Regions from separate parts of the Homo sapiens genome. Here region 2 is linked to region 1. A link is a loop called in an ENCODE intact Hi-C map of the cell type or tissue named here. Cell type or tissue: K562. All regions are shown on one strand. Links, peaks and the distances in the headings refer to the core of each region. The heading gives the core; the rest is flanking DNA.

Region 1 (10,316 bases), core at 865-8,864:
TTCCCCTGAAGTCAAACTTTAGAATACTTGGTTCTAAAGTGAGACTTCTAGTCTAACATAAAATGAGAAAGCAAATATCCAAACCTGTTAGCATTCTATATACTGTAAGAGTAAATAGACTCTCCATGGAATCCTATGGTGCTCTTCTATTGGATAAGATACATGGACAATAGGATACCTATTTTGAGTGCTGGAGGGCTGTTTTTTTTCTCTTCTTTCTTGGTTTTCCATTTGTGTTTTAGACAGGTGGGTGTATATCTGTATTTCAAAAATCACAATATAATAAAAATCTCCATATAATAAACATTTTTTAAAAGACCAAAGAAATGGCTCATTGATTAATTTTTTTTGCCAATACTGATAAATGTACAAATCACATTGAAACCCAATAAGGCTCTGATGGTTTCACTGACTAATTCTATCAAATATTCAAAGAAGAAATAAATACCAATTCTTCACAAACTCTCCCAGAAAATAGAGGAGTAGATACTTAGCAACATATTCTATGAGGTCAATATTACCCTGATACCAAAACGGGACAAAAACATCATAAGAAATGAAGACTACAGGTCAACATTCCTCATGAATACAGAGGCAAAAATTCTGAACAAAACACTAGTAACCTGAATTCAGCAGCATATGAAAAGGATTATACACAATGAGTTGAATTTATCTCAGGATTGCAAGGTCAGTTTGACATATGAAAACCAATGACTATAATACACTATGATAATAGAATAAAGGACAAAAAAAAAATAACCCGCACATTATCTTCTCAAGAGATGGAGAAAAAGCATTGCACAAAGTCTAATACCCACTCACAATCAACAAAACAAAACAAAACACTTAACAAACAAGGAATATACCAAATGGTGAGAAACTAAATGCTTTCACTTAAGATCAGAAATCAGGTAAAGATATCAAGTGCCTGCCACATCTATTCAACATTGTACTGATGGTTCTAGTCAGTGCAGTCAGGCAAGAAGAAGAAACATAAAGAATTTGCACTGAAAAGAAGGTGGTAGAACTGTCTTTACTTGCACTCAACATGATCCTGCATGTAGAAAATCCCAAGGTTGAGCGTGGTGGCTCACGCCTGTAATCCTAGCACTCAGGGAGGCCAAGGCAGGAGGATTGCTTGAGCCCAGGAGTTCGAGACCAGCTTGGGCAACATGGCAAGACCCCATCTCTACCAAAAAATGTAAAAATTAGCTGGGTGTGGTGGCACATGCCTGTGGTCCCAGGTCCCAGCTACTTTGGAGGCTGAGGTGGGAGCATTGCTTGAGCCCAGGAATTCAAGGCTACAGTGAGCCATGGCCGTGCCACTGCACTCCAGGTTGGGTGAATGAGTGAGGCCCTGTCTCAAAAAAAAAAAAAGGAAAAAAAGGAAAGAAAAAAAATCCCAAGGAACCTATGAAAAACTACTAGAACTAATAAATGAGTTCAGCAAGGTAGCATGATAGAAGATCAATATATAAAAAGCAATTGTATTTATATATACTAGCAATGAATAATCTAAAAATGATATTTTAAAAAGTTCCATTTACAATAGCATCAAAAAAGAATAAAATACAGAGGAATGAATTTAATAAAAGAAGTGTAAGGCTTACACACTGAAAAGTACAAAATGCTGCCAAGGGAAATTTTTAAAAGATCTATATAAATGAAGAGATAGTTCATGTTCACAGACAAGAAGATTCAATATTGTTATGGTGGCAATTTTTTCAAAAAATAATCTATAAATTCAATGCAATCCCCATCAAAATCCCAGTAGGCTTTTAAAAATAGAAATTGACAAATGACCTTAAAATTTACATGGAAATGCACAGATCTCAGAATAACCAAACTATTTTGAAAAAGAACAAAGTTGGGCAATGTGTACACTTCCTTATTTCAAAGCTTACCTCAAAGCTACAGTAATTAAGACAGTGTGGTAATGGCATAAGAATAGAAATATAGATCAATGGAACATAAGTGAGAGTACAGAAGTAACTCCTTACATTTATGGTCAATTGGTTTTTGACAAATGTGCCAAGACAATTCAATGAAGAAAAATAATATTCTTTTCAACAAATGTTGCTAGGACAAATGGACATCCACACACAAAAATATGAAGTCGGACCCCTACCTCACACTATACTCCATGCAAGCGTACAAAAAAATAGCTCAAAATGGATCATAGATCTAACTATAAGAGGTAAATTTATAAAAGTTCTAGGAGAAAATCTTTTTGACCTTAAGTTAGGCAAAGAGTTCTTAGATACAACACCGAAAGAATGATCCACTAAAACTACACAGAAAGTGAAATTCCATCAAATTTTAAAACTGTTGTACTTCAAAAGATATCCTTACAAAATGAAAAGACAAGCCACAGATTAGAAGAGAAAATTGCAAATTGTATATCTTATAAAGACTTTTAATCAGAATTTATAAAACCCTCTTAAAACTCAATAATAATATAAAAACTCATTTAAAAATGGGCAAAAGATTTGACTAGGCATTTTACCAAAGAAAACATTGGAATAAGCACATGAAACTGTGCTCAACATCGTTAGTCATTAGGAAAATGCTAATTAAAATTGCAGTGAGATACTTTATACCCATTAGAATGGTCATAATCAAAAAGATATACAATACCAAGTGTTAGTGAAGGTATGAAGAAGTCAAAAACCTTGTACATTTCTAATGTTATTGTAACAATTTGAATTGGCAGTTTCTGAAAATGTTCAATATAAATATATCATAAGACCTAGCAATTACACTCCTTGGAATGTACCCAAAAGAAATGAAGACTTGTATCCACAAGAACACTTGTGTGCCAATGCTTATAGCATTATTCATAATAGCTAAACTGGAAGAAAATCCAAATGTCCACGACCAGGTGAATAGATAAACAAAATGTGGCTGGGCGCAGTGGCTCACTCCTGTAATCCCAAGCACTTTGGGAGGCCAAAGTGGGTGGATCATGAGGTCAGGAGTTCGAGACCAGCCTGACCAACATGGTGAAACCCTGTCTCTACTAAAAATACAAAAATTAGCCGGGCGTGGTGGTGCCTGCCTGTAATCCCAGCTACTCAGGAGGCTGAGGCAGGAGAATTGCTTGAACCCGGGAGGTGGAGGCTGCAGTGAGCATCTCAAAAAAAAAAGTGGTAAATCCATAAATGGAATACTGCTCAGCAAAAGAAAGGAACAAACTGTTGCAGCTCATGTTAGAGCATGCTTTAATTTAAAAATCATTATTTTGAGTGAAAAAAGTCAGATGCAAAATACCCCATATTTTATCATTTCATTTACATGAAATGTTCAGGAAAGGCAAATCTACAGAAACAGAAAGCAAATTAGTGGTTGCTTGGGGCTGAGCGTGGGAACAGGGCGTGACTGCAAGTAGGGATGAGAGATGTCTTTTGGTGTGATGGAAATGTTTTAAAACTGGATTGCGGTAATGCTTGCACAACTCTGTAAATTTGCTAAAAATCATTGAGTTGTGCATTTAAAATGGGTGAATTTTATGATGTGTAAATTATACCTCAATAGAGCTGTTTTTTTAAATAAATCACATGCACAAACACACACACCCCAATTTTCCAGTTTATTAACCACAAATCCCACGTTGACCCTAAGAAAAACAAAAGCACATAAGACTGTGCTTTTTTTTCTCTCCATACAAGACTATAGCAACCTAAGAATACAACTATGACATACGAATGAGTAAATAGCTCCAGTAACAGAAGGTGACAAATGTTATAAGCACCTTCACTGTTACCACGCTGGTCCAAACTACCATGGTCTCTCTCTCCTGTAATATCCTTTTATCTAGTCTCCCCACTTCCACCATTTCCTCTTGAGGTCTGTTTTCACCACAGCAGCCAAAAGGACCCCGTCAAAACCTAATTCAGATTATTTCACTCCTCTGCTTAAACTGCTTCGATGGCTTATCTGCTCATTTAGAGTTATGCTATAGGTCTTTCATATGCTTTTTTAAAAAAGAGATGGCCAGTCGGATATGCACTCCTGGCCTCAAGCGATCCTCCCACCTCAGTCTCCCAAAGTGCTGGGATTACAGGCATGAACCAACACACCTGGCCCTTTAATATGCTTTTAAGACCTTCATATTTATTCTCTTCCTCTCTTACTGAGCTCCAGCCAGCCATAAAAGCCTTTCTGATGTTTCTTGAACACCCCAGGCATGCTCTCACCTCAGGCCCTTTGCACTGCATGCTCTCTTTGCCAGGATTCTCTTTCACATGATTTTGTTGCATAGCTTACCCTCCCACCTCCTTCAAGTCTTTGTTTAGCTGTCATCTTCCCAGTAAGCCTACCCTGTCCACCTTATTTAAATATTTATGCTGGCTGGGCACTGTGGCTTACGCGTGTAATCCCAGCACTTTGGGAAGCCAAAGCGGGAGGATCACTTGAGGCCAGGAGTTCAAGACCAGCCTGGCCAACATGGTGAAACCCTGTCTCTAACTAAAAATACAAAAAAAAAAAAAAAAAAGCCGGGTGTGGTGGCATGTGCCTGTAATCCCAGCTACTCAGGAGGTTGAGGCAGGAGAATCACTTGAACCTGGGAGGTGGAGGTTGCAGTGAGCTGAGATCGCCCCACTGCACTCCAGCCTGGCTGATAGCGTGAGACCCCATCTCAAAAAATAATATTTATGCCGATGTTAACTCTTGTCCATAAAAGAAGAAAAGAATAAAATTTAAAAATATAAATATTCAGTATCTGCCCCCAGAATTCTTCCATCTCCCTCCTACGCTTCATTTTTCTCCATTGCTCTTATCACCTGCTACCATGCATTATATAATTTATTTACTTATTTTGGTCATTGTCTGATTTTCCCCCGCTGCCAAAATGTGAGCTCCACAAGGGCAAGGATTTTTGTCTGTTTATTGCTGTGTTCCCAGTGCCTATAATAGTATCTGGCATGTGGTAGGTACATGATACAATTTTCTTGAATTAACGACCAAGAAGAGTTACTGAGGGAGTTCATAAAAGAGGGACACTTCATTTGAAATGTTCAGCTTGTGTTTGGGAGGGAGTGTCTGGCTAGAATAGAGAGGTGTGTAAGTGTAAACAAAGGAGACGAGAAGGTTGGAATGTGGAGGTTCTTGAACGCTTAAAATATAGCAGGTATCCAACAAATATTAGATGAATGGAAAATTAGACAAATAAATGTGGAGGTTCTTGAACGCTTAAAATATAGCAGGTATCCAACAAATATTAGATGAATGGAAAATTAGACAAATAAATTGCACAACTAGAGCAATCTAGTTGTGTTCTGCATACTACGTTAGAGTTTAGTGAAATAGTCTCACTGCAATCAATTGCGAAGAACTACCTAGTTGGAACTTTAGCTTTTTTCCATGGAAAGAGTTTCTACTGACAGACAATATCCTCTAGAAAAGCTCAAGTGCTCTGTGCTATGCCTGAAACGGCCACTAGGGAATGCTCAAATCCATAAGGCAGAACTGTTAAGAATGAAATTGAGCTCCCCCGTCAGAGACTGCCTGGGAGCCCCAATCCTCTGACTGCTGCCTCAACAGGCAGCTAGTGGAGAAGGATGTCTTCTAGCACTGTTTCCTCTATCTGCTCTACCCTATGCTCCCACCCCAGTGCCAAAGTACAATACTGGACATGACGGTTAGTGTCCTCGGCATTCAAGACCCTTCAAAATGGTGCATTTTCCATCACCTCTTCTAAACAGGCCCTATGTTTGGGCTATACTGGGTCATTTTTCATCCTCTATATACGTCACTTCTTGTCTAACCACCATTTTTGTTTTCATGCTGTTTCCTTTACTGACAAGTACTTATCCAATTCCTATGTGTCCCTTTAAGGCCCAGCACAAAAGCCACCTTCTCCAACAGCCTTCCATGATTACCATTTCTCTTACTGCCCTCTGCCTTTCTGAGATCCTAGGGCTCTCATTGATTGTCCCTGCCAGGAGTCACTTGGTAAACACTTATTCAGACACTGTCCCTATCTAAGCACTGCATTCTGGGGCTCCCGGTGAAATTAGAAATCTGTCATTTCTGGACTATCAGAAAGGTAAGGTACAGAGGTCAAAAATGAACTTAAGATACAAAAAATGAAGTTATGATCCTGCAGGACTGGTAAGAAACAGCCTATTCTTTGGAGGCCTCTCTAGAAGGGAGAAAATGTCCAGCTGGCTTTAGAAGAGATACTATCTCCAGCTGCCTATACCCTGCCCTTGGGGCTGTAGCAGCAGCCTGGCCTGCCAGGCATCACCCCCTCCCTGGAAGGCCCCTGCTGTTCCCCAGACCACCTTCTACCTACCTTCGTTATGCAGCCTAGTCCAGCTACTTGTTGGTTGTTAGGATATGGGGAACGCTAATAGATGCCTGGGGCTTTTTTCCCTTTTAACCTCTCTCCACCTGCTGTACTCTGTGCTTTGTTCTCTGAAATCATGATAAAGAGCAACAGAGAAATCACAACAAACGTGACAATGTGCTACAGAGAGCATGTATCAGAGAATTATCCTGGGGTAAGCAGAGGGAGTGGGGACCTGTCTGGCAAAGCCCATGCCCAAATTAGCCCAAACCAGTTCCTGGACAGCTTTCCCAGAGGCGGTAGGAGGGGAAGGCTGGACTGGGGTAGAAGAAAATCAGCATTTACATTTAATCCACAGAACCAAAGGTATTCTTGTCACTATTTTAAAGACAAGGAAACTCAGGCTCAGGCCATGCTGTTTCTCTCTATCTTATCCAGGCTTTCTCTCCCCTGTAAACCCTAACACAGTGATGGGCATGTGTGGGGAGCTCAGCTCCTGTGCTTGGTTCTCTACCTGGCTGATAGGTCCCAAAGCAGACAGACATTTGCTACTTACATTGTAAGATGTGAGATACCATCAACGCTGTACAGTTGTCACTGCATGGAAGCCTTCCTAGAGCCAAATCCTTCTTTATTTGAAGAGTAAAAAGATACCTGCAAAGAAATTGGGGAGAATCTCTTGAGAAAGAAACAGAAATAAGAAAGAAGCATTTTCCTTCTCCCAGATCCAAGATGATTCAAGAAAGGAATGGTGCCCCCAGTCAGTCAGATGCCTTTTTGGGGGTGGTGAGTAATGCATAGGCTTTGCTTCAGCCCCAAACCAGACCCGGACCACAACTCAGCTGATTGAACACTTTGGCAGGCCTCACAGCCATTAGGAATCACCCTGGCCAAATCCTCCTGCCAAATTGAGAAAGTTGGCCAATCATCCTCTGGTGGTTTCTGCCACGTAGCAAAGCCACATTCCCAGCTAGAAAGAATAGGAGATCAAGCAAGAATAAATGCACTCAGGAGGCCAGTAGCATACTGTTTACAAAACACTATCAAGTACTCACTACCATAACAACTTAGGAGGTTGGTGGAGCAAGAAATGATCACTCCAGTTTACAGTTATAGAAAGAGAGGGGCTAGGTGATTTTGACAAGGTCATATCACCCAAGGATAGTGAATCTGTGGCTAGAACTTAGGTCTGCCCCTGAATTCAGGCTGCCTCCTATCCAAAAGACTGTGTTTTAGAAATGAAGAACTTGGGGCCCTGCTTCTGCCTGTTATTCCCTTGGCCTGGACCATCTTCTCTGTATCACCAGTGCCCAACACATCATTTTACACAGTTAGTGTAATTAATGTTTGCTGAAAAGAACTAAACCAAACTGCCCCTTTTCCCACCAAATGCTCATCAGGGACCTATGAAATGCAGCTTGGTATCTAGGGCTCTGCTAAACAGATAACATTTATCCCACACTTATGAAAAAGTCATTTTCAAAGGAGAATCAAATTTTGTAAAGAAATGTGCATAATGAAGACTACCTACCACTAATTACCTTCTTCCATGGTCCAAGATTGGTTCCAATATTTTATTTATTTATTTATTTATTTATTTATTTATTTATTTATTTATTTATTTATTGAGATAGAGTCTCACTCTGTTACCCAGGCTAGAGTGCAGTGGTGCAGTCTCAGCTCACTGCAACCTCTGCCTCTGGGGTTCAAGCGATCCTCCTGCCTCAGCCTTCCTAGCAGCTGGGACTACAGGCATGCACCACCATGCCCAGCTAATTTTTGTATTTTTAGTAGATACGAGGTTTCACCATGTTGGCCAGGCTGGTCTTCAACTCCTGACCTCAGTTGATTGCCCCACCTTGGCCTCTCAAAGTGCTAGGATTACAGGTGTGAGCTACTGTGTCTGGCCCCAATATTTTGTTTTATAAATTAAAACACTGAGTACTATGAGCATTTCCCTATAAAAATGTGATTTTCTAAATAAAGGTCTATGTGTACTTTTTTTAAAACCAATTAAGCCTTGAAGGCAATGTGGTGAATCAAAATTAATCGCAAGTGATATGTGAAAATCTAGATTGAAAAAGCAAGTAAATTAGCAGGTGATTATTCAGTTTACAAAAGCATTCATCATTATAATCTTTCAAATTATGAGCTCTCCTTATACATTAGAAACGATTCAATTAGAAAAATTACATTTGCACACCACTCTTAGAAACCCATGTATTAGCCTAGACAAGGCATCCTTGTAGACTCAACTAAAGTTAAGTATTATTTAAATGGACCAATGGGAAACAAATAAATGAAGCCTAACCTTTGTCATTGCCTGTTTTCAAATATAGTTGTCAATGAGAATAATCAGCTTTAGTTGCTAAAGGAAAGGTGAATTTCGTTTTGCTCCTAGCATGAAAGAAAGGGAACTTCTTGTCATTTGACACGTTCCTTGCTGTTAAGAAGGCAGCTGCCTGCTACAAATACCAAATCCTTGCTCTGAACAGCTGATGAATCATTTATCATCACATTGATTTTCCCATTCTTTTTTTTTTGGAGGTGGGGGGAGTTTATCTCCATCAAAATTGGTCACAATTTAAAACTCAACTGAAATGGGTTAGCAAACGCAAATACATATATATACCAAGGTATCAAGTTATTTGGGAAAGTGGCCTGTAGCTCACAAATGTGGAGAGAGAATTAGGAGAGAGAAAGACAGAAAGAGAGGCTTGTAAAAAGCGACTTTTGCAAAGGCCACTCAGAAAAGTCTTTATAAAAGGGGCAAAGATTGAACTGGCCATGAACTCTTTTGGGGGGAAGACATCAGGGAGAATAACTGGCAACCTTCTGTGATCTTGGACAGTCATTTTAGCTCCCATGACCTATCTCTTCCTCTGTAAACTAAGAGGGCTCGATTAGATTATCTCTCAGACCTCTTTCACGTATAGGAGTCTAAATCTAAGCCAGGTGTGGTGGCTCATGCCTGTAATCCCAGCACTTTGGGAGGCCAAGGCGGAGAATCATTTGAGCTCAGGAGCTCAAGACCAGTCTGGGCAACATAGCAAAGCCCCATCTCTAAAAAAAAAAAAAAAACCTTAAAAATTAGCCGGGCGTGGCGGCAAGTTCCTGTAGTCCTTGGCGGGAAGCAGGGCACAAGGACTGAGGTGGGAGGGTTGCTTGAGCCAGGGAGGTTGCCACTGCACTTCAGCCTATCCAACCTGAGGCAGAGCAAGACCCTGTCTCAAAAAAAAAAAAAAAAAAAAGTGTAAGTCTAGAAAGTAGAGTAAGGTTTTGAGGAATGTTTTGTTGACAACATATTTTTGCAGAAATAGGTTTACTTTGTAATTCTGAAGGACATTTTTTCATAAGTATTTATCATCATTACAGATTATTTTGTCTTCTGTGAGATACATTCACAACCCCCACATTTTCAATTTCCATGGAAATCGGCTGGTATTATACCCGTGCTGTTAAGCTGCCCTCTCTGACTGAAACACAGATTCATGAAGGAGAGCACATTCATTGTTGTAGTAGTTAATGGCATAACCCCCAAGTGGATACCCAGGCTTGAACTTCTAGAACACACCTCTTTCTTCCTGTAGTCTCCACCCTTTGGATGATGAACACCTGGGGAACCAGCTAGGCCCATCCTCTCTCCAGATCCTCACCATCTCCCAGACAGTGACTTAAAGCCAAGTTTTGTGAGAATGGCCAGAAGCACTTGCCCCCAATAAATGGAGAATAATGATTCTTAAGTAACATCATGCAGAGACACACAGGTAATCACTATACCTTGTAAGTTCTTCCCGCAGATGTCCAGGGTCCACTGGGAAAAATTTCACCATAAATTTGAAAACAATCTCCTTAGGATCTTAAAACACAATATCTCCATAAGTTTTATTTAAATGTCCATCACAACAGTTATAGGTACACACACACACACACACACACACACCCACACACACACCGCTCTCCTCTTCCGTCCCCTCCCCATCACTCCCTCCTACAGACTTCTGTGTTTCCATTTATCACATGT
Region 2 (10,316 bases), core at 1,270-9,269, 240 kb before region 1:
TATTTATGGTGCACATATGATACTTTGTTGCACGTATTGAATATGTAATGATCAAGTCAGGGTATTTGGGATATCCATCACTTTGAGTATTTATCATTTCTTTGTGTTGGGAACATTTCCAGTTCTCTCTTCTAGATACTTTGAAATATATGTCCGGGTGCGGTGTCTTATGCCTGTAATCCCAGCACTTTGTGAGGCCGAGGCAGGCGTGTCACCTGAGGTCGGGAGTTCAAGACCAGACTGACCAAGATGGAGAAATCCCATCTCCACTAAAAATACAAAATTAGCAGGGCATCTTGGCACATGCGTGTAATCCCAGCTACTCAGGAGGCTGAGGCAGAAGAATTGCTTGAACCCTGGAGGCAGAGGTTGCGGTGAGCTGAGATTGCGCCATTGCACTCCAGCCTGGGCAACCAGATCGGCACTCTGTCTCAAAAAAAAAATATATATATATATATATTTATAATATATATATAATATTTTGTTGCTAAATATATATATATATATAATATTTTGTTGCTAACTATAGTAAGCCTACTCTGCTATCTAACATTAAAACTAATACTTTCTATCTAATATGTTTTATTCTATTGACCAACCTCTCTTCATCCACCCTCCTACCTACATAATCTTCCCAGCCTCTGGTATCTACCATTCTACTCTCTATCTCTATGAGGTCAACTTGTTAAGCTCCAGTATGTAAGTGAGACAATGCAAAATTTTTCTGTGTCTAGTTTATTTCATTTAACATAATGACTTCCAATTCCATCCATGCTGCTGCAAATAACATGATTTCATTCTTTTTTATGGCTGAAGAGTATTTCATTGTGTGTATATATACTACCTTTTGTTTATCCATTCGTCCATTGATGGATACCAGTTGGTTCCATATCTTAGCTATTGTGAATAGTGCTGCAATAAACAAGTGAGCGCAGGTATCCGTTTGACATACTCACTTCTTTTCCTTTGAATAAATACCCAGTAGTGGAATTGTTAGACTGTATGGTATTTCCATGTTTAGTTTTTGAGAAATCTCCATACTGTTTTCCGCAGTGGTCGTACTGATTTACATTTCCATTAATAGTTTCTAAGAGTTTCGTTTTTTCTGCATCCTCAACAGCATCTGCTATTTTGTCCTTTTAATAATAGCCATTCTAATTAGGGTAAGACGATATCTCATTGTGATTGTGATTTGCATTTCCCTGATAATTCATGATTTTGATTTTGAGCATTTTTCACATAACTGTTAGCCATTTGTATTTCTTCTTATGAGAAACGTCTATTCATGTCATTTGCCCACTTTTTAATGAGATTTTAAAAAATTGTTGAGTTGTTTGCATTCCTTTTATATTCTGAATATTAGTCCATTGTTAGATGAACAGTTTACAAATATTTTCTCCCACTCAACAGGTTATCCCTTCACTCTTGATTGATTCCTTTGCTGTTCAGAAGCTTTTTAGTTTAATATAGTCCCATTTGTCTAGCTTTGTTTTTGTTGCCTCTGCTTTTGAGTTCTTCGCTATAAAATCCTTGCCTAGATCAATGTCCTGAAGGGTTTTCCCTACCAGCATTCATTCTTGATGAAACCTCTCAACAAAGGAATGAAAAGGAGCTTCTTCAACCTGATCAAGGCTTTTATGTAAAACTTATCATACTTAATGGTGAACAAATGAATGCTTTCTCCCTAACATCTGGAGGAAAACAATGATTTCTATTTCTACCATTTATATTCTAGTGTTCTGTAGATTTTAACCAGTGAGACAAGGCAAAAAATCAACAGAGGCATTCAGATAGAAAAGGAAAAAATAAAATTCTCTTTATTCACAGAGGAAATGATTTTGTAGAAATTCTGATGGAATCTATTTTAAAAGCCCCACGTGGACTAATACGTGAGTTTAGTGAGGTAGCAGTAAAACAAAATCAATATACTTTTAAAAACTATTTTCTTTCCATATACTCACAAAAATTGAAATAAAAAATGGAATATCAGTTATAGTATCATCAAAATATATGAAATACTTATGCACGAAGTTGACAGATGATGTCCAAGACCTATAAACCATAAAATATTGCTTGGAAAGATTAAAAAAGACCTAAATAAACGAAGAAATATACTGTGTTCATGGAAACTTTTCAGTCTTTCACAACTAAGTATGATGGTAGAATGGTAGACACAAGATTTTTTTTTTTTTTTGGAGCAACATGCTGTTTCAATGAGAGCCTGGGTGCAGGCCGGCTGAGGCCTAAAATGGCATCAGCACCAAATGAGGACAGGGCAGGGGTTTTATAGTCTCCTGTAAACAGGAAGTGTCCCAGTCTGATGTGACTGTTACGTAGCACCCGGACGGCCTCTTTCTCAATCTTCAGGGATACGTGTCTTCCGGTCAGGGTAGGTGTCTTCCGGCCCGCTCTCTTCCTGCTTCTGCTATCTTGCTGATGCACTCTGCTGATGCAAGTGGCCTTGTGCCTTGGGACTGGGCCTGAGAAGGGAGGAGTTACTCATCCCTTCAAGCTTGCAGGCCCCAGGGAGAATCTTTAATTCTTATTTGGTTATAGAAAAAAGGGAAAAGGGGCGACTTTCTCAATAACTACTTCAGACGTGACATAGTGGGTGGCATGGGCACCTTGGAAAAAGAAAACCTTAATTTTGGGCGTATTCTTGAGAGATGGGTTGGTATGCATTGTGTCGTTGTAGCAGGAGCATTGTCTGGATTGTCTGGCAGTTAACTGTAGTTTCAACAAGAGTTTTAATGGCTTTTATTATCAGTGGGATAACACAGGGGAGAAACAGGAGGAGCCCAGTGATGAAGATTACTGTCCTTACCAGCGTTTTAATCCTCTTAAATTAGAGAACCACCCTCCTAGAAGGTTTGCCCGGTCCCATTCTTTCCAGGTTTGGACTGGCACATGGGCTACTTTTCTTATATTTGAAGCGATTTCTAGAACTGCTTTTCCGTTATCGTCTATGTTAAGACAGCAATTAGAGATATTAAACTTACCACAGACCCCACCCTCTTCTGCTAATAAGTAGTCTAGTGCTAGCCTGTTTTGATAAATTGCCACAAGCATTTGGTTTTGTTGTTGCGCGAGCATTTCCAGGGCTGAGGCGGTTTGGTTAGTGATTATCTCTAGAACCACCTGTAGTGTAATTATTCTACTTAGCATATATATGGGAATGTGATAACCCCATGAACCATCCTCAGCTCAAGTGGCAGGTCCGTAATATTCGATGATATGTTGTGGAGGCCATCTGTCCTCTTGCCATCTTTGGCTTCCTCCTACCTTTAAGGATTGTTTTTCTCTGTTTAAGTTCATACACAGGGACTCCGAGGGTGTTGCCCGCTGTTAATGTTTTGGAGGAAGGAGTAGGCTTGGGGGTGAGCTTGACCCTGGTGTGATGGACCCCGTGCGGGAGTCTTTGGGCTTTCACTGCAGTTGGCATGCTGAGTATCACAGTGTACGGGCCTGTCCACTTCGGTTGTAGCTTTTATTGAGGGTCGGGCTGGCAGATAAACACATCTGTGCCTGCAAGACAGTTATGTTGAGAGGACAAGGAGGTGTCGACAGGGAGAGGCATGGCCTCATTTACTGCTTCACGAATAAAATACCGTGTCTGGATTAAGGAGGGGAGGTAACTCCCGAGTGGCTCAGAGTCTGCTAAGGGTGTAGGCCCTAAAACAAAAGTTCGGCAATACATGATTTCAAAGGGACTATAAAAAGAGGGTGGTTTTGGTGTTGCGTGGAGGGTAGGCACAAGATTTTCATATTTCCTTTTGGGAGTTTTCTGAGAGTTTTTTTTGTTTTCTCATGAGTTGGGGGAACTGTTGCCAAATTTTGACAAATGCTTTTTTTGCATCTATTGAGAACAAATGGTTTTTCTCATTAAGTCTATTAACGTGGTGAATTACAATAATTCATTTTCAAATGCCAAATTAAATTTTATTTATACAAGATGAATAAGTTCTAGAGATCTGATGTACAGCATGGTGACTATAGTTAACAACACTGTATTGTATACTTGATATTTCCTAAGAAGGTAGAGCTGAAGTGTTCTCACCATAAAATAGAAAAGAAAATGGTGACTATGTGAGGTGGCAGACATATTAATTAGCTTGATTGTTGTGATCATTTCACAATGTATTTCAATATCAATACGTCAATCTTCATACCTTAAAAATACACAGTTTGGGCCAGGCGCAGGAGCTCATGCTTGTAATCTCAGCACTTTGGGAGGCTGAGGCAAGAGGATTGCTTGAGCCTAGGAGTTCAAGAGCAGCCTGGGCAACCTAGTGGAACCCCATCTCCACAAAAAATTTTTAAAAATTGGCGGGTGTGGTGGTGGTGCATGCCTGTAGTCCCATCTACAGAGGCTGAGGCAGGAGGAACACCTGAACCTGGGTGGTCCAGGCTGCAGTGAGCCATGATTGCGCCACTGCACATCTGCCTGAGTGACAAAGAAGTCTCTCTCTCTCTCTCTCTCATTATCGTATAATAACAAATATATACAATTTGTTATTTGTCAATTATATGTAAGTAAAGCTGAGAAAATACTAAATATTGTATCCCTGGGGTAAACTCCATTATTCCTGATGTATTATCTTAGGCTTTTTCTAACTTTAGTACTGGCTTTAACATTCAGATATGAACATGATTGATAAAATTATGTTAAGGGTTTTTATTATCAATTTCTGATGATTGAGTGTCTTAACACAAATAGGCATTGGGTATGTCAAATGCTTTTTTTCTTCTTCTACATTTATGAGAAGGATCATAAATTTTTACGAGGTTCTATTAAAATGACAAATCATTTTAAAGGCTTTCCTAATATTAAAAACCCTTGCATTCCTAGAATAATATGATTAATCATGAAATACTTTTATTTTGCCACCGGTTTTTTAAAATAACATTTAATTTTTTGTGTCAATATAAGTGAGTTTTGTCTATAGGATTTGGGTTAGTTTGTTTGTTTTGGCATTTGTTTTTGTTGTTGTAGGATCAGTGTTGCAATTACTCTAAAATTAAATTTTATACGGGTATCTCAGTTAACGACAGTGCCATAAATCTGAATCTCTCAACATATCCTCTAAAAATTCAAACATAACAAAAGAAAAACGAATGAATATACAGAAATCCACATCCATAGCATAACTAAAAACATAGAAAATATCCAAACTTTGAAATCCGTACTTGGAAAAGTAAGCTTCAAATCTCGTGAACTTTCTTGTAAGGACTCCTATCACATTTCTTCATGGAAAACAGTCTGGGAAATCTGATTGGAAGAGAGAATAGAGGAGCCAGCAGTAGGCCTAAAATTGATCTAAAACCACCACTAGATAGAGAAATTTATCCTAAGTGCAAATCTACTATAAGAGTGCTAGTAGATTGGAGTTCTTATGACAAGGAAGGGGCTTAAAGGACAGATAAAATGACAAAAATCAACATCCACAACTTAATTAGAAGATGGACAATGCCCAAACTTTATTTAAGTTACCAGTAAATAGAGTAAATTTAAGTTATTTATTATTTAAGTTACCAGTAAATAGAAAATTCAACAAATCCCAGTGAGCTACCTCTCAAGCACTCCTGTCACATTCCTTCACAGAGAACAAGGACAATCTGGGAAAAACTACATGGAGAAAGAAGTGGGGAAGCATCACACCCAAGATGAATCTAAAGTATTTGTCACAAAGACTAAGTCATACTAAGTGTGAAAGTACCGAAAATGTCCTAGAAGACCAAACATTTTACTACAAGAAGAGAATTTAAAAGTGCCCTAAGACCAAAAGTCGTCACTTCTGGTAGAGAAGAAGGTGAAAAAGATGGGAGAAGTACCCTTTGAAGACTGGGTAGTGAAGAGGAAAGGAAGCAAAAGGGCAAAATATAGGACTTTGCAAAACAAAGAAAACCCAAATATGCAGAACACACAATCCCTCCTATTACCACCAAAAAGTTAAAAAAAAAAAGATGCCAAGCAAAACATTGAAAAATAAAACTCTACTCTGCCAACCAAACAGAAGAGGGTGCCCTTGAACTACAAATGTTATAAACTACTGCAAATTCATGAAATGATTAAGCAAAAATAAAGCTATTATAAGAAAAAAAAGAAAAAGAGAGAAACTCTGCTGATGAAATCTCCACCCCCAAAAGCTATGATGGTGAAGAAAATTAAAATAATACTCCTATGTAAGTTTCTTATGTTGTTGTAACAAATCACCTCTAGCTTACTAACACAAGTTGTTTGTTGGTTTAAAATAATGCAAATATATTATCTTACAGTTTTGGAGGTCAGAAATCTGAAATGGATCTTATGGGTAAAATTGAGGTTTTGGTAGTCATTCTGAAGGTTCTAGAAGAGAATCCATTTCCTTGTTGTTTCTAGCTTCTAGAGGCTGACTGCATTCATTGTCCTTTCTTCCATTTTCGAAGTGTATCAGATATTAAAGGGGGAACACTAACTAGCACCATGTTTTGTTAGATTGGTGTTAGAGGTATTAGTATGAAGTCATGGTGTGATAGATTAAGATGAACAGATAGATGCACAGATAAAATGACACAATTATAGATATGGAAAGAGATAAGTATATGTATATATTATGCATATACATTTATATATACATTTACATATACACATATTGATGTGCATACATGTATATACATGCACATATTTTCTAATTCTGTCTACTCAGAGATCCTAGAAGCAGTGACACCACAGTAGCAATAATCATGTTTAGTGCTCGGCTCTTAGTTGAGATCAAGTATTCTCCACTAAGAGGAATCAATTCTTTGGAGAAATGGCTGATCAAAAAGCTGAGACTAGACAAGTACATGATGAACTGTGAACACCATGTTGTTCAGAAAATAAGAAAGTGGCCAATGAATGGTATATACATGTCAAAAGGACAGAGAAACCAGATTATAGTGTGTACCAATGACCAAACGAGGGACAATTAGAACATCAGTATAAATTATGACAGTAACATTATAACTCATAGAAAAAAAGAAAGCACTATACTGAAATAAAGAAGAAATTTTAAAGGAGAAAAAAGTCTTCCTTATAGTGGTCTATGAACTAAGAATGTAGAAAGAATAATGAACATAAAAAAATCACCATTTCCAGCCATCATGGCAATAATTGATTCAGGCAATAATTAACAATAGATGCTAAAACTGGGGATAAACATTTGATGAGTAACCAATTAATTACATAGTCTCAAAGTATCTACCACAAGATATTTATTATTTACAAAGGGGAAAACTTTAACTTCACAGTGAGGAAACCTGGCAGACACCATCTTAACAAAAGGATCACATCAAATGCTAACAGCACTGGTAAAGGGACAAATTGACATTTTTTTTGTCTCTTGATATAATGCATTGTGAAGAACTTGTCATTTCTGTGATATTCTCGTCAAAAACACATAACCTGAAAATAATCATGAGGAAATGTCTGACAAACCCCAATTGAGGGACATTCTGCAAAATAACTGTTATGCACTCCTCATAAATGTGAAGGTCACGAAAGATAAAGAAAAATGAATGATTTTTTTTCAGGTTAAAAGAAACTAAAGAGACATGGCAATTGAATATGACTCATGAGCCAGAATTTTCTTTTTCTATAGAAGACATTATTGAGATAACTATTAAGATTTGAATAAAGTCTGTAGACAAGCTAATAGTACTATGTTAATGTTAATTTCTTGGTTTTTGTAATTGTGCTTTGGTTATGAAAGAGAATAATCATGTTTTTAGGAAATACAAACTACCGTGTTTGCAACTTACTTTCAGTGGGTCAGAAAACTATTATACCTATATGCAGATGAATACATATATAAATACACACAGAGAATGATAAGCAAATATAATAAAATAACTTTTTGGTAAACTTGTTGAAGGGAGTGAGGAAATTTTTTGTACTGTGCTTTCAACTCTTTAGTAGGTCTGAAATTAGGTTTAAAAAGTTTCTACAGCCAGGCACAGTGGCTCATGCCTATAGTCCTAGCACTTCGGGAGGCTGAGGCAGGCGGATCACCTGAGGTCAGGAGTTCGATACCAGCCTGACCAACATGGTGAAACACCACCTCTACTAAAAATACAAAAAAATGAGCTGGGTGTGGTGGCGGGCGTTTGTAATCCCAGCTACTCGGGAGGCTGAGGCACAATTGCTTGAACCCAGGAGGTGGAGGTTGCAGTGAGCCGAGATCGTGCCACTACACTCCAGCCTGGGAGACAGAACAAGACTCTGTCTCAAAAAACAAACAAACAAACAAACAAACGAAAAAAGTTTTCACCTCTGCACTCCTGCCTGGACAACAGAGTGAGACCCTGTCTCTAAAAAGAATATAATTTTAAAAAATTCATCATGCTTAACAAAATGAAAGTATTATTAGAACTCTTAGGTGAAAATTTCATGAGAGACAAGATATTTATACAGTGCCAAAATTTCTCCTCATAAAATAGCTATCACACAAAGGAGAAATAATACCAAGGAGAAAATACAGTAATAACCTTACAGTTGAGAAACTGGGCATGCACCAATATATAACCGAATGTTCAATGTTCACGTCATTAACAGTGGAACACAAGAGTGTCATGTACCTCCTGATATCATGCAATAAGGGCAAAATAACTTCTGTGGTGTCAGTATGAAAACCTGAGTCTAATTATGAGACAGTATCATGGGAACTCAAATTGAGAGGCCATTCTGAAAAATAACTGACCTCTATTCTTTAAAAAGGTGAAAGACGGTCAGGCTTGGTGGGTCACACCTGTAATCCCAGCACTTTGGGAGGACGAGGCGGGTGGATCACTTGAGGTCAGGAGTTTGAGACCAGCCTGGCCAACGTGGCGAAACCCCATCTCTACCAAAATTACAAAAATTAGCTGGGTGTGGTGGCACATGCCTGTAATCCCAGCTACGTAGGGAGGCTGAGGCTTGAGAATTGCTTGAACCCAGGAGGGGGAGGTTGCAATGAGCCTAGATCATGGCACGGCACTCCAGCCTGGGCTACAGAGTGAGACTCCATCTCAAACAAAACAAAACAAAACAAAACAAAACAAAACAAAACAAAAAAACAGTGAAAGTCATGAAAGACACAGTCTGAGGAACTCAGTGGATAAAGAGATATGACTACTAAAAGCAATGCATGACCCCAGAAAATAAATTTTTTGTACTCTTCTTGCAACATTTCTGGTGCCATGATTTTAGAATAGAAAGTGTATAAATTAATCTGAAAATGTTGTTTCTTTTTCTAAGCTCTCAGATTAAGTAGCATTGGAATAATATTATTTTTGAAGGTTTCGCAGAATTCTATGAAATCTTTTTAGTTTGGTGCCATTTATTGGAGGGAAATCTTTATCAAAACTTTTTTTTTTTTTTGAGATGGAGTCTTGCTCTGTCGCCCGTGCTGGAGTGCAGTGGTGCAATCTCGACTGACTGCAACCTCCGCCTCCTGGGTTCAAGCAACCCGGAGGGTTTTTTTTGTTTTTCATTTTGCCTACTAGACTTTCTGTCTCTACTGGAGTCAGCAGGGCAAGTTGAATTGTTCTAAAAATTATCCACATTTTCAACTTTATTTGCATAGAGTTGTCCAAAACAGTTTCTTTTTTCTGGCTTAAAACAATAAATATTTATTAATTTTTAACAATTTTGTGGACTGGCTGGCTGATTTTTCTGGTTAGGAGTACCTCAGCTGATCTCTGAGTTCTGGATGGTTTGGGAAGGCCTCACTCACATATCTAGTGATCTAGGATGCCTTTTGAAGGACCTCAGTTCTCCTCTACATGACCTCTTTAGTAGACTATTTAAGAATCATTCACATAAAAATGGCTTCAGAATTGCAAACTCAACAAGAGAAAGTGCCAATGCATAAGAATTTTGAATACATCATATTTGTTAAAGCACTGGTAGCCAAAGCAAGTCACATGGTCAAACCCTAGTCCAAGGAATGGAGTAACAGACTCTGCCACTTGATGAGGAGAGTGGGAAAGTCATGTTGCTAAGGGACATACATTTAGGAATGGGAAAAATTTGTGGCCATTTTGCAATCTATCACATCTTGTCTACCTAAGTATTGAGAGCCTTCTTTAAAGTGGATATATTCTGGTGGACATTTACCATTTACGCGGAACATAATTATATTCACTGCCCACTGAGAGGGGTCCATTTACACACCTTTTCTCCATACTTCCTAGTCACCAGTCTTCTAATATTGCTCTCTTCAAGTTTCTAACCAGTTGATCAAGCCATGCTAATGTCCATGAATAGATCCATATTCTAGGCCATTTCTTCATCAAGTGGACACTTGAATTCTGACCAG

Evidence for each region. Hi-C counts contacts between places; a loop is a spot of excess contacts. Peaks named below come from ENCODE experiments on the same cell type or tissue, not always from the same donor. Only the 100,000 strongest peaks of a DNase experiment are listed, where the experiment ranks them.
Region 2: it touches region 1 in a loop (4-fold over the local background); 3 of 110 quality-filtered maps call a loop at or near these places.

The regions. Positions count from the first base shown.
Region 1 is chrX:132,087,194-132,097,509 of GRCh38, forward strand. FRMD7 (FERM domain containing 7) reads right to left here. Exons shown (of 12, transcript NM_194277.3): 4 at 10,073-10,151; 5 at 6,849-6,946. Among named protein-coding and RNA genes, the nearest start is that of FRMD7, 36 kb to the right of the region's middle. RefSeq lists a silencer at 5,399-5,458. In K562, for the core only: a CTCF peak has its summit at 5,444; a DNase peak (open chromatin) is centred at 5,488.
Region 2 is chrX:131,848,750-131,859,065 of GRCh38, forward strand. No RefSeq gene overlaps it. Among named protein-coding and RNA genes, the nearest start is that of FIRRE, 23 kb to the left of the region's middle. In K562, for the core only: a CTCF peak has its summit at 6,020 (motif pointing right); no DNase peak of the experiment used is centred there.